Linked DNA regions of Homo sapiens: region 1 is linked to region 2. Evidence: chromatin contacts called from ENCODE Hi-C or POLR2A ChIA-PET data. All regions are on one chromosome and are shown on one strand. Each heading gives the region's core, a stretch centred on a gene start or an enhancer-like site at or near the end of the contact. The rest is flanking DNA. Distances are from core to core; before and after follow the strand shown.

What was found. Hi-C counts contacts between places; a loop is a spot of excess contacts on that map. ChIA-PET counts read pairs that join two places held with the same protein, here RNA polymerase II (POLR2A).
Region 1: a map of CD4-positive, alpha-beta T cell shows a loop between it and region 2 (2.0-fold over the local background). The contact joins two enhancer-like sites. A Hi-C loop is called at or near these places in 2 of 168 maps with a recorded cell type or tissue (CD4-positive, alpha-beta T cell and psoas muscle). POLR2A ChIA-PET finds 5 or more read pairs at or near these places in 2 of 52 experiments (MCF 10A and activated CD4-positive, alpha-beta T cell).

What each region holds. Positions count from the first base shown.
Region 1 is chr1:3,586,724-3,593,023 of GRCh38, forward strand. All of the region lies in intron 3 of MEGF6 (multiple EGF like domains 6), which reads right to left. Among named protein-coding and RNA genes, the nearest start is that of MEGF6, 22 kb to the right of the region's middle. RefSeq lists enhancers at 3,425-3,990, 3,991-4,555, 5,036-5,715. Within about 2 kb of position 3,793, at least 5 of the 41 ENCODE cell types and tissues checked have a DNase peak (open chromatin) inside an H3K27ac peak, as active enhancers do.
Region 2 is chr1:3,550,709-3,556,429 of GRCh38, forward strand. All of the region lies in intron 4 of MEGF6 (multiple EGF like domains 6), which reads right to left. Among named protein-coding and RNA genes, the nearest start is that of MIR551A, 7.2 kb to the right of the region's middle. Within about 2 kb of position 3,268, at least 3 of the 41 ENCODE cell types and tissues checked have a DNase peak (open chromatin) inside an H3K27ac peak, as active enhancers do.

The sequences.
Region 1 (6,300 bases), core at 2,543-5,042, 37 kb after region 2:
CGGGGTCCACAGAGGGCCCTGCAGCCCCTTCCCAGCAGGCCCAGCCAACCAGGTGGGCAGAGGCCACAGGGCCCAGATGACCCAGGAGGGGAGGGAGACCTGCCGGGCCCGCCGGCCTGATGGTCCAACAGCTGGACATGGGGCCCCAAGCCCAGGCCTCACCCTGGCACCCCTGACTATAGGTGCCAAGGCCGCAGGTGCACCAGAGCCCAGATCCAGGGCAGTGTCCAGCAGCCTGGACCCCCATCGATTCTGCCAACCCCACCTGTGTGCAAGGAGGAAGGCCACCACCCCCGTCCGGGGTTTCTGCAGCAACACAAGCTGTATATAGCACCCTTGACATAAGTAACTCCATCTTAGAGTCAGACTCTATTTCATATCTCACAGGGCACTTTGCCAACAAGGACAAGCTGTCTGTTGCTTAATAAACAAATTTTAAAAATAAAGATTGCATGCAACACAAACAAGCACACTCTCCACTCTCAGGCCTCACCGAGGACTCCGCGGTCATAACACCAGCGGGCCTTCAGCTGCTGGAAAGGGCTGTCCTCGTGGAAAGAAGTCAGCATCTGCCCCGAAGGCTCTGCCACATCAGAGGCCCTTGTAAGGCCCACGGAGGCCGCCAGGGCCAGACCAGGAGATGCTTTTTGTCTTTGTTTGTCTTTTGTCTTTCCTCCCGTTGACCCTTTCTCCTATCTCTTTTTCTCCCGGTGTTCAATGTGACTTTGTTTGTTGTGAAATGTTTAACCTATAGCATTTATATATTGACTAAGTACACTGTGATGTATAGTTTGCAATGTTGACGGGCGTGTGGAGCGGCGGGAGCCTGCGTGCCTGCGGCTCTGACTACAGAGTGAACCGGAAGCACGAAGGAGAACCGCCTCCTCACGAACTTCATGGAGCTCACAGCCTCTGTGATAGAAATAGCATCAATAAAGTCTGACATTGTGGAAAGACAGGATCATGCTCATGCGTGGACCTGGCTATCTCTGAGCCTGCACTGCTCATGAGACAAACCATCGCAACACCTCCCTGCAGACTCAAAGCCTGCGCAGGCCATGGATTTCCTGAGAATGTGTTTGTCCTCCCTGGACAGCTCAGCATCCCCCAGGTAGCAAGGGGACAGGAGGGGCCAGGAGGGGACAGGAGTGGCCAGGAGTGGCCAGGAGGGGGCAGGAGTGGCCAGGAGGGGGCAGGAGAGGCCAGGAGGGGGCAGGAGGGGGCAGGAGGGGGCAGGAGGGGGCAGGAGTGGCCAGGAGGGGGCAGGAGAGGCCAGGAGGGGGCAGGAGGGGACAGGAGGGGGCAGGAGTGGCCAGGAGGGGGCAGGACAGGGCAGGAGGGGACAGGAGTGGCCAGGAGTGGCCAGGAGGGGGCAGGAGTGGCCAGGAGGGGGCAGGAGGGGACAGGAGGGGGCAGGAGGGGGCAGAAGGGGACAGGAGGGGGCAGGAGGGGGCAGGAGTGGCCAGGAGGGGGCAGAAGGGGACAGGAGGGGGCAGGAGGGGACAGGAGGGGGCAGGAGGGGGCAGGAGTGGCCAGGAGGGGGCAGAAGGGGACAGGAGGGGGCAGGAGGGGACAGGAGGGGGCAGGAGGGGGCAGGAGTGGCCAGGAGGGGGCAGGAGTGGCCAGGAGGGGGCAGGAGGGGGCAGGAGTGGCCAGGAGGGGGCAGGAGTGGCCAGGAGGGGGCAGGAGGGGGCAGGAGTGGCCAGGAGGGGGCAGGAGAGGCCAGGAGGGGGCAGGAGGGGACAGGAGGGGGCAGGAGTGGCCAGGAGGGGGCAGGACAGGGCAGGAGGGGATAGGAGTGGCCAGGAGTGGCCAGGAGGGGGCAGGAGGGGGCAGGAGGGGACAGGACAGCCTGGAGAGAAGCTCTGGGTAGTCGCACTGAAGCGTCCTCCCTGGGCCGTGGGTGCCTGGGGGTCTGCCCCAGAGTCGAGGGCCAGGCAGGCTGGGCACAGAGAAGGGCTCCAAGGTCCTGCAGCCCCAGCCTTCACAGAGGCAGGGCCGGGCCCAAGCTCTCTAGACTCAGTTCTTGCTCCATCTGCAAATCCAGAATCCCACCCCTTCTCTCTGCCCCTCCTGACCCCCTGAACTGAGTGAGCCCTGTCACCTCTCACAAGGGCCACCATGAAGCAGCCCTCACTCCCACCTCTGCCCTGCACGGCAGGCCCAGCCCCTCCTTTGCACAGACTCTGCCCCTGCCCTCATGAGGGCCCCAGGCCTATCCCCCTGTGGTGGGGTGGAAATCCTGTCCCCCAAATATTCCTGCCTTCCTGTGACCTCTAAATGTGACCCTGCTTAGAAATGGGGTCTTTGCAGATGTGATGAACACCACGACTGAGATGAGGCCCTGCTGGATTAGGGTGGGCCCTAGGGCCTATAGAAAAGGCCCCAGAGACACACAGAGGGGAGATGACCATGTAGAGACGGAGGCAGAGTGGGGAACGAGGCGTCTACAACCACGGAACGCCGCGGAAGCTGGAAGAGATAGGAAGGACCCTCCCCTAGAGCCTCAGGAGCAGGCACAGCCTTGCTGACACCTTGATCTGAGGCTTCTCTCCTCCAGAACTGTGAGAGAGTAAACTCACATTGGTTTCAGTGCTTGGCTCGTGGTCCCTCGCTGCAGCAGCCCCGGGAGCTCATACCTGCGCCCCCCACCCCACGCCCGTCCCATTTGCTCCAGCCACAAGATCCTGCCTCAGGGCCCCGCACCTTCTGTTCCCTACTCAGTGACCTCTTCCCAGGGACGTGCAAGGCCCACCCCTCACATCAGTAGACCACCACCACCCGGACAGAGGAGCCTTCCTGGACCCCCATCCAAGCCAGCACCACCCAGCCCCTCTGCCCCTTCCTCCTGCCTCACTTTACTCCGTAGCATTTCTCACTGGCGGCTTCATCCTTTCCTGAGTGTCTCCTGCAAGGACAGGAGCCCCAGGAGGTCAGGGCAGGTGCAGGTTTCTGCTCACTGCTACCCTCTGGGTCCTGAGCACCGTGGCTGGGCCTCCATGACCGTATGTCAAGTGGATCGCCTGCATCGGCCCCGTTCAACACATTTTAGGGCACTGTTTTATCTCTGTGACTTTGTGGCTTCTTTATTTTCCTTTTCTAAGATGGCCTCAAGATTCAAGGTGCAATTAGTTTGGGAAAGCCTGTATAGTCTGTCTCAGGAATCCACAGGGCACATTCGCATATTAAAGGCTCTGAAAATTCCTGCAAAAGAAGAAATCTGCTGAACTCTGGTTTAGGAAGCGCTTACTGGACCACAGAATCCCTTCCCAGTGCCCATCACAGCCCATGGAGCTGGTGCAGCTCCTAACTGTATGCTGAGGCCCTGCCTCTCCGTCCAGTGGCCTCCCCCTCCCCTGGGCCAGGCCAGCACAGCCCGTATGAGGAGTTGCGGGGTACAGGGGGCTGCAGGCAGGGTATTCCTGGGCTTTGTTCCTCCACGGTTCCATCTCAGGGTGTACATGCGGAAGGACCAGCGAGTCAGCTGCTCCAGGCTGGCGCTCATCTGCCACTCTGCCCACCGGGGAGCCCGGCTTGGAGGAGGGGTGCCCAAGGTAAATGGTGCTGCCAGGACCAGGGAGACTCCGGCTGAAACATGGGCAGGGTCTGGGAAAAACCTGGCACCGGACCAGGATAAAAGTGGAATTCAGAGAATCCATGAGCAGGAAGGACACCCCCCCAGCAAGAGGAGTGGGTCCGAACCCCACTGCACCCGGGCCACAGGCTCCGCAAGGCGTTGTGGGCTCTGGAAGCCCCGGTCATGAGGCCCCACCGCCCCGCCCGGCACTAAGTAAGTGGCTCTCAGGGAAATCATAACACGATTAGCAGCTTCCGGCCAGTCTCACGGGCGTTAGCCTACTCCTCGCTCCTACACAAACACGGCAGGGCTCCCAGGCCCTGACATTGTCCTCCACGGCCGGGTGTCCAGGTCACACGGAAGCAAGGAAATTTCACAACGGCTGGGGGCTGGGGGGCATCATCGGCTCAGGGGCCTCCCCTGTCCCTCCCCTGCCAGCAGGGGCTGGAGGGTGATGGAGAAACAAGGAAGGGGGCAAAGGGTGAGAAAAGAGAGGGCAGAGACAGAGCCAAGCCCTGACCCACAGGGCCCTCTAAAGAGTGAGCGTCTGTCCTGCACAGGGGCCGTGTAAAGAGCGAGCATCTGTCCTGCACAGGGGCCGTGCACCCCACCATCATCCTCCAGCTCACAGGGACAGCGGTGCCCTGGTCTAGGAAGCAGGGAGGACCCTGGCTGGGCGCGGCCCCAGTGCCCACAGGCACACTGGCTGGGGAGACCGTGAGCAGCCGTGTGTGACTCTCAGCAGACCCCACAGAGGCAGAGCCTCCCAGGGGCTGAGGGGCTCCAGCACCTGCAGGGACCTTGAGACTCCCACCCAACACAAGCCCCCGACCCCACCAGCAGCCGCGCCCCGCCCTCCTCGCATGAGCCAGCAGAGATGGGAAGCGCACGGCAGAGCTGGAATGTGGCGTCGGAAACGCTCGGCTAACCCAGGGTGGGAAGGCAGAGCCTCAGCTGAGCACGGGGAGGCAGGAAGAGATATCCCAGAACCACCGAGCAGGGGGTAAGGCCCTGGGCTCGGTCCCCAGAGACCCCTGCTCACAAGCCCTTGGCCAAGGGATGCCAAGACCAAGGTGCCCGATCACCATGTGTGCCACTGTCACTGTCACTGCTACTAACAGGAGTCACCACAGGCCAAGCAGACTTCACCCAGGCCTCCTCCTCTAAGAACAAGAGCTGGCACTGCTTGAGCTCTTACTGTATACAGGCACCAAGCAAAGGCTCCACATGAAGTGACTCATTTAATCCCAGGTTTTCAGGTGGGTGTTGTCACACCTAAGTCCTGGAGCCTGAGGCCTGATGGGGGCGCGGGCGAGGGGGCTGTTGGGGGCTGCTACCAAGGTCTCAGAGCTCACAAGGGACCTGATGGGGGCGCCAGCGAGGCAGCTGGTGGGGGCTGCTACCAAGGTCTCGTAGCTCACAAGGGACCCGATGGGGGCGCCGGCAAGGGGGCTGTTGGGGGCTGCTACCAAGGTCTCGTAGCTCACAAGGGACCGGATGGGGGCACCAGCGAGGGGGCTGGTGGGGGCTGCTACCAAGGTCTCGTAGCTCACAAGGGACCGGATGGGGGCACCAGCGAGGGGGCTGGTGGGGGCTGCTACCAAGGTCTCGTAGCTCACAAGCGACCTGGAGGGAACTGAGCCCAGTACTGAGCCATGTTTTCCACTCTTGGCTGCTTGGACGGGCATCGGCATCCGGCCCATCAGCGAACACTTGCTCCACATGCTGGCTCAGGTCAGGCCAGGCCAGGGTCCCTGAGGCCACCCATTCTGCCCTGCCAGGGCACTACTGTGGGATGCAGAGAAGCCCCCAGCCCCAGCCAGCCCAACAACCTCACACAGTGGCCCCAGGAGAGCAGCCGGTCTAGAGAGAGGCTGGCACGGTGCCCCCAGGCCTGCAGGTCCCGGCGTGCAGCCCACTGCCCTGAGAGGGGCAGCTTGAGGAAGGGCCTGCAGGCTTCCCTGCCTAGACTGGAGGCCTCGTGGTGTGGGGAGGTCCAAAAGCCTTGGCCAGGCCCCCCGCTGACCCTGACTCACTGCTCCCTCTCTGACGTTCCGGGCTCCCAGGCAGCCCCCCAGACACTCCCGCAGTCCCCAGCACCACCCTCCAGGCCCCCAATGGCCCTCATCTGCTCATCCTCACTCCTGCAGGCCTCGTCACACCCTGGCCACAGGAGAAGCATCTGCTCACAGTCAGCATCCCAGCCATGAGCTCCACATGGGCAAGCACCCGCTGCCAGGGTCCCCGAACCCCCAGGACTCGGCAGCAGCTGAGCCAAAACCCAGCAAACAATTGAGTGACCAAATAAATGAATGACTCTGTGGCTAGCACAGGACGCGCCAGGCAGCACCCCTCCCACCCTTGGGGCTCAGGGGTAGCCCGTGTGAACCCTGACTCCTACCCACCCACCGCCCCCCTCACTTGCTGGGACCCAGCCATGGGGTTGAACAGGGAGCGGCCAGAGAAGGAGATCACAGGGATTCCCCGGACCATGAAAACAAGCAAAAGTAAAAGGTACAAACAAGCAAATCTTGCGCTAAAAACGAATGTTTAAAAACAAGAAGAAAGCCAAAGCTCAAGTCCAGGATCTGTGTGGAGACCCCACCGACGTGACAACCAGGACCCCCACCCTCCCCTGCTCCCTGCCCCCAGCCTCAGCCCAGCCCGGGCTGCCCCGGGGAGGGTCTCAGCCAAGATGCCCTCCACCCCACTCCGGCCAGCAG
Region 2 (5,721 bases), core at 2,018-4,517:
AAGTGCCCAGCAGCCACCCAACCGGGGCAGGGCTCCGAAGACCCAGCCCTTGCAGCCGATCCAGCAAGCACAGGCTGCAGAGTGAGAACCCGAGGGGAGCAAGAGGGGGCCCACACCCCCACCGCCCGTGCACTCACCCTGGGGGAGCCAGTGTCCCCCGTGTGCTAGTCCATTGGCAGGAGACCCTAACGGGTGTGACAGTGGGGCTCTCAGATCAGCCGCCAGGTGTGGACAGGGCCAGGATCCGAGGCTCCAGCCGGCCAGGGCTGGGCAGCTGCCTGTGTGCCTTGGGGCCTCGGAGTGTGAGGCAGGTGAGGAAGAAGATGTGGATCCCAGCTCTGAGAGCCGGGCCCGCGTGGCCATGTGGCCAGGCAGCTCCCCGCTAGCGATGCCAGCCTCCTGGCCTATACCAGGCCAGATGCCCCACAGATGTGAGGCTGCCAGACCCAGCCCCCGTGGTGGTGAGACACCAGAGGCTCCGCTTGGGGGTGGCCCCGCCCCATGCAGGTGACAAAGTGTTTCCTAGGATCACACCTGGGGATGGAGCAGCTGGTGTCAGCCTGCTCCTGCGTGCAGACCCCAGGGGTCTCAGCCAGCATGAATCACTCTGGGAGAGGCTGCTGGGGACGACAGGACCTAAGGGGCCAAAGGGGTGGGATGTGGGGAGCCTCCACCAGGGGAAACTCTCGCCAAATTCCAAGTCAACGGGCAGCATCAGGCCCTGAGCCAATCCAGCTCCACACATCACTCTGGGCAGTGCCTCCCCTGGGACCAGGCACTGGCCATGTGGCCAATACAACCCCATAGCAGGCTGGCTGGAAACCCTCCCTGGCCAGACACAAGGTCAACACAGACCCAACACATGCTCCCAGGATGCGGTCCAGCTCCCACCCTCTCAGTGGTCACAGGCTGGCTCTGACTTATATTGCCACAGCCACAGGGGACAGGAGACAGCACCCCGCCAACCCTCCCCACACACCCCTCTGCCCAGACACACCACACTGCAGGGGAGCCCGAGATGGGGGAGCTGGATGGGGGGAGCTGGATGGGGGCATCCAGAAACCAGCAGGGCTGCGACTTCCATCAGGAAAACCAGCCACTCAGGTGATCACCCTGCCCGAGGCCACCCTCTGGGAGCCTCCGGCACTTGTAAAACCCCTGTCACCTCCCAATTCAAGCTTCCACGCAGAAGCCTGAGAGCTGAGCTCCCTCTGGTGCCTCTGTTCGACCAAGCCTTGCTGGGTGCCCAGGTGGGCCGTTCAGACATCAGCAATCCCAGCCCCTTGAACCACACTTGTCCCCAAGTCAACGTTACCATCAGCCCAGGCACGGGAGGGGACCCCTGCTCTGGACACGCCAAACTGTGGCTCAACTCTGGGTGCATTTTCTCACCCAACCCTCAGGACCCCAGCGGTGGCTCCCCTCAGGATTGCCACTCCACTGACGAGCACATAGCCTCCCTATGCCCGAGCCCCAGGCACAGAATGCAAACCTGGCCACAGAGGAGCCTTAGCACTCAACCCCGCCCACCAGGGCCAGCCTCCCAGGCAGGGCCTTCTCCCTGCTCCAGGCTGTGGGGACATGGCGAGGGCAGGTGTCCAGGCCCCCACAGGAACACAAGCTGCCTGGGGCTGCGCCTGATGCCAGGAGGGCAACAGGACTGGGGTCTAGGACAGAGCCAAGAAAGCGCTGAGGCATCCTGGTAAGACCACGCGTGGCGGCTCACGCCCGTAATCCCAGCACTCTGGGAGGCCCAGGCCGGAGGATCTATTGAGGCCAGGACTTTGAGACCAGCCTGGGCAACATATGAGATCCCGTCTCTACAAAAAATAACAAATTAGCTAGGTGTGGTGGCGCACGCCTGTCATCCCAGCTACTCGGAGGCTAAGGCAGGAGGATCGACGGCCTGAGCCCGGGAGTTCAAGGCTGCAGTACGGTATGGTCACACCACGGCACTCCAGCCTGGGTAGCAAAGCAAGATTCTGTCTCTAAAAAAAGAAAAGAAACCCTGGGAGGCTCCCTTGGAAATGAGGAGGCCACAGCCTGCCAGGGTGGCTTGAGGGAAAGGGCCGCTGTGCTCACCCACCGGGCCCAGACCCCCCACTTTTCTCTGCAGCCACCTTGCCCTCCAAGCCCAGCTGGGTCTTCCAGTCCCCCACCAGGTAAGCCTGCTGCTTCATCCCGAGGCCCCACCAGTGGACAGATCAGATGCTGCTGCCCAGGTCCCCCTCAGAGTTCAGGCTCAGTCCAAGGCCCAGGGCCCGGCCAGGCCCCAAGGACATCTTGAGAGGTGCCCAGCCCCTAATCCCCTCCAGACAGACCTAGCTGCCACTAGGGCTGGTGGCCAGGGGCCTCAAAGGTAACGCACAGCCCTGTTCTGAGGGTACAGGGAGGCCCCAAGCTCCGCCTAACTACCAGGGCCTTGGAGCCAGGCTGCCCCATCACAAGCCCCGCCCCCCACTGACCCCCCAAATCCTCTTCCTTCCCTCCCTGGCTCCAGCCTGAGGATGGGGATCCACGGCCGATCGGCTTTCCCACCAGGGGCCCAGCCTGCCCAGCTCCCCCCACCCCAGGGTACTCCGGGTACCCTGTGAGCCTGGCGCCTCCAGCAGGACCCCCGCTGCCTACCCCTGGGCGTGCTGGGTCTTTTCCTGAGAGTCTTCAGGAACAGGCGGGACGGGGACACAGGCAAGAGACCCTCCCGCCCCCCACCAGCCCCAGGAGGAAGAGCTGACGAGGAGGGGGAGCCTCACCATGCAGGATAGAGGCTGGAGCCACGGGAGAGAGGCCTCCCCACACCCCAGGCAGGGGAGCTGTCCTCAGAGATGGTGATCCCTGAGCCAAGTCCGCCCACTGGGCCTCAGGCTATGGCAGGAGCAGGATTTACGAGGCCCTGCCTGCCCGGGAGGCCACGAATCTTCCCAGCCTGCAGTACTGGTGTCACCCAGGCAGGTCAGGGCTGGTCCCAAAACCTCAGCCAGGAGCACTGACGAAAACCAGCTGGCCCGGAGTCCACCACGAGTGGCTCCAGAGGAGAGGCAGGGCAGCGGCAGGCATCGGGGGCTTCACAGGGGGCCCTGCACTGGAAAGTCACCCCTTCAGGAGGGGTGGGCAGCCTCTCACCCCGCTGTGCCTCAGAGGTCCAACTTCTGGGAACAGGTGGGCCCGGGAGCACCCCGTTGGCCAGCACACCAGAAAGTGCCGACGTGGGTGGGTGGCACGGCTGGGGCCTGCCTGGTCTTCCTCCCCAGGAATGTTCTGCCTGGAACCCAGCTGCTCCCCTCCGCCAACACCTCAGGGGCAGGGACAAGCGGGGGGCCCTGTGCGAGCTTGCTCTGTGGGGCCCACATGCCTCCTGGTGTCCTGTGGGGAACAAGCTTGGCGCCTGCTTCCAGAACGCCTGCTTGGGGTGGGGAAGAGCACATGCGCCCCATCCCGCCCCCGGCAGCCACCGTGACCCCCTTGCCATGCACCCTGCTGCATGCCGTGGGCAGGGGCACTAAGACGACACCTCAGGAGGAGACGGTGAGGACTCTGGGTTCCAACACTGGGCTGGGAGCATCAACCAGCGCCCCGACCAGGCGGCTCCGAGAGAGTGTCGCTGGGGGATGGCAGGAACACTGGAAAAGCCAGCGGGGTCTAACAAGGGGTGGGGACCCAGCCGGGCCAGGCGGGAGGGGGACGGCACTCCAGGTGTCCCGGTGAGAGGGGAGGGCGGCTTCAGCCTGGGGGAAGAGGGGCAGGTAATTCACCTGGAGTCAGGTAAGGGCCCCAGGGTCCCAGCTGCTACAGGAGGCAGCTACATCCCTTTCCTGGGGCTGATGTACCAGAGTGTCACTAACCAGGTGGCTTAAACAACAGAAGCCTCTCTTAAAGTTTTAGAGGCCGGAAGTCCAAAGTGAGAATGACTGGGCCCCCCAGGCAGGTGCTCCAGAGCCTCTCCCACAACTGGATCCTCTCACTCTAGCCTCTGTCTCTGAGGTCCCCCTGCCCCTCCTCTCCTGTGCCAGCCTCTCTCCCTCCATGAGGACATGAGTGACAGCATTCAGGGTCCACCTGGGCAACCCAGGGCCACCTTCCCATCTCAAATTCCTGAAAGTGATCACATCTACAAAGTCGTTGCCATTCAAGGTAAAGGTCACAGTTCCCTGAGATTAGGCTGTGGACATCGCGGGGCCACTATTCTGGAAACCACAGTGTGGAGGCTAGGGCCACTGATTTGGGGGTTGGCCTCTTCCAGCTCCCTCAGGGAAAAGACAGGGCGGCTGGCAGGGGAGTGGGACAAGGGCTGATCCCAGGTCCTGCCCGGCCCTCTCCCGTCCTGGAACCCAGCCACACCCTCTTGTCCAGGGCAATGGGAGAAAGCAGGAAAGACCAAAGCCTGGATCCCACCAGGCCAACACCCCACGCACGGGGCCTGCTGGCCGGAGAGAAGCACAGGTGGTCCCCACCACCCACCCACCCACCCACCCAGGGCTATGGATCAGGGCCGAGAAGGGGCCTCTTCTGCCCAAAAAGACAGCAAGCAGGAGGAGCTGGGCACGAAGAGGGTGTGAGCTGCAGGAGGCCTCTCCCTGCGCCTCCACCCACGCTCAGCTGGAAGCCAGGTGCCCAAAGGCAGGGCAGAGGCCCTGAGGGCCAGGTTCCAGGCTGGCATGGCCTCAGGCCGCTGGGTGTGGCTGACCCCCAAGCCGCTCTGGGCCTCCACCACCCATGTCCAGACGAGACAGGAAAGTACAGGCAGGATGAGAGCCGGGGCAAGGCGACTCCTGTAAGCACTGAGGGCGCCGTGTTTAATGTGGGCGGCTCAGAAATGAAAGCAGGAGACGGCAGAGCTCCTGGGGTCTGGCCTGCGGCCCCCATCCTCCACGACTAGAACCAAGACCCCTGTGGTTCTCATGGCTGCAAAGGGGGCCCCAGGGAGCTGAACCCGTCAGTGAAACAGCAGGAGCCTGCAGGGCCGAGAGGAGCCTTCTCCAGCCCGCCCTGCCCCGCAGGGCTGCCAGGTCAGGTGCCTGCTGCCGCTCATGCCAGAAGCTCCTCCTGGGGTCTCAGGCCAAGACCTGGAAAGCCGGGCCAGCGGCGGCATCCAAAGGCAGGACTTGCCCCTGCCCCCAACCAAGGAAGCGAGGTATCCTGGAAGACTGAGCTGGCATCCTTCTGAGCATCTGTCCAAGAAGAAAGTGCCCCAAATAAGTCTCCAACTCAAGCTGTCCCATCATCTCTGGGGGAGGGACTGTGGCTGCAAGTCCACCTAGGACTGGCTACATCTCAAGTCTGCCCGCCCACCCACAGGACTCACGGGATCCTGGCTGGCCCTGGAACCAGCTGGAGTCCGTGGCCAGGGGAGCCCCTCTCCAAGGTGGGCTGGGTTCAGAGACCTTGGGGGTGGGCTCCACCTGTTACAGCAGGAGTGGCCTTCCGTGGCCCAGGTGCTAAGTGAACCACGTCCCTGTTGCTGGGCCACCCTGTGAGTCCATGCTCTGCTCCCCAAGCCCCGTCAGGATTTCCCAGGATGGGGAGTGGGGCAGGGTCCCCATACATAACCTAGAGCTCTGTGTGAGGCCCGCAGGCCAGGTCAGAATTAAACTCCATGATCTTGGCACAAAGACACCCCCATGAGCTCCCAGAGGTGACAACGTCACACTCATTACATGAAGTTTCATGGTAAGTGGCGCATCCAAAACCGCCGGCTGGCTGAACCAAATTGGCCCGGGACCT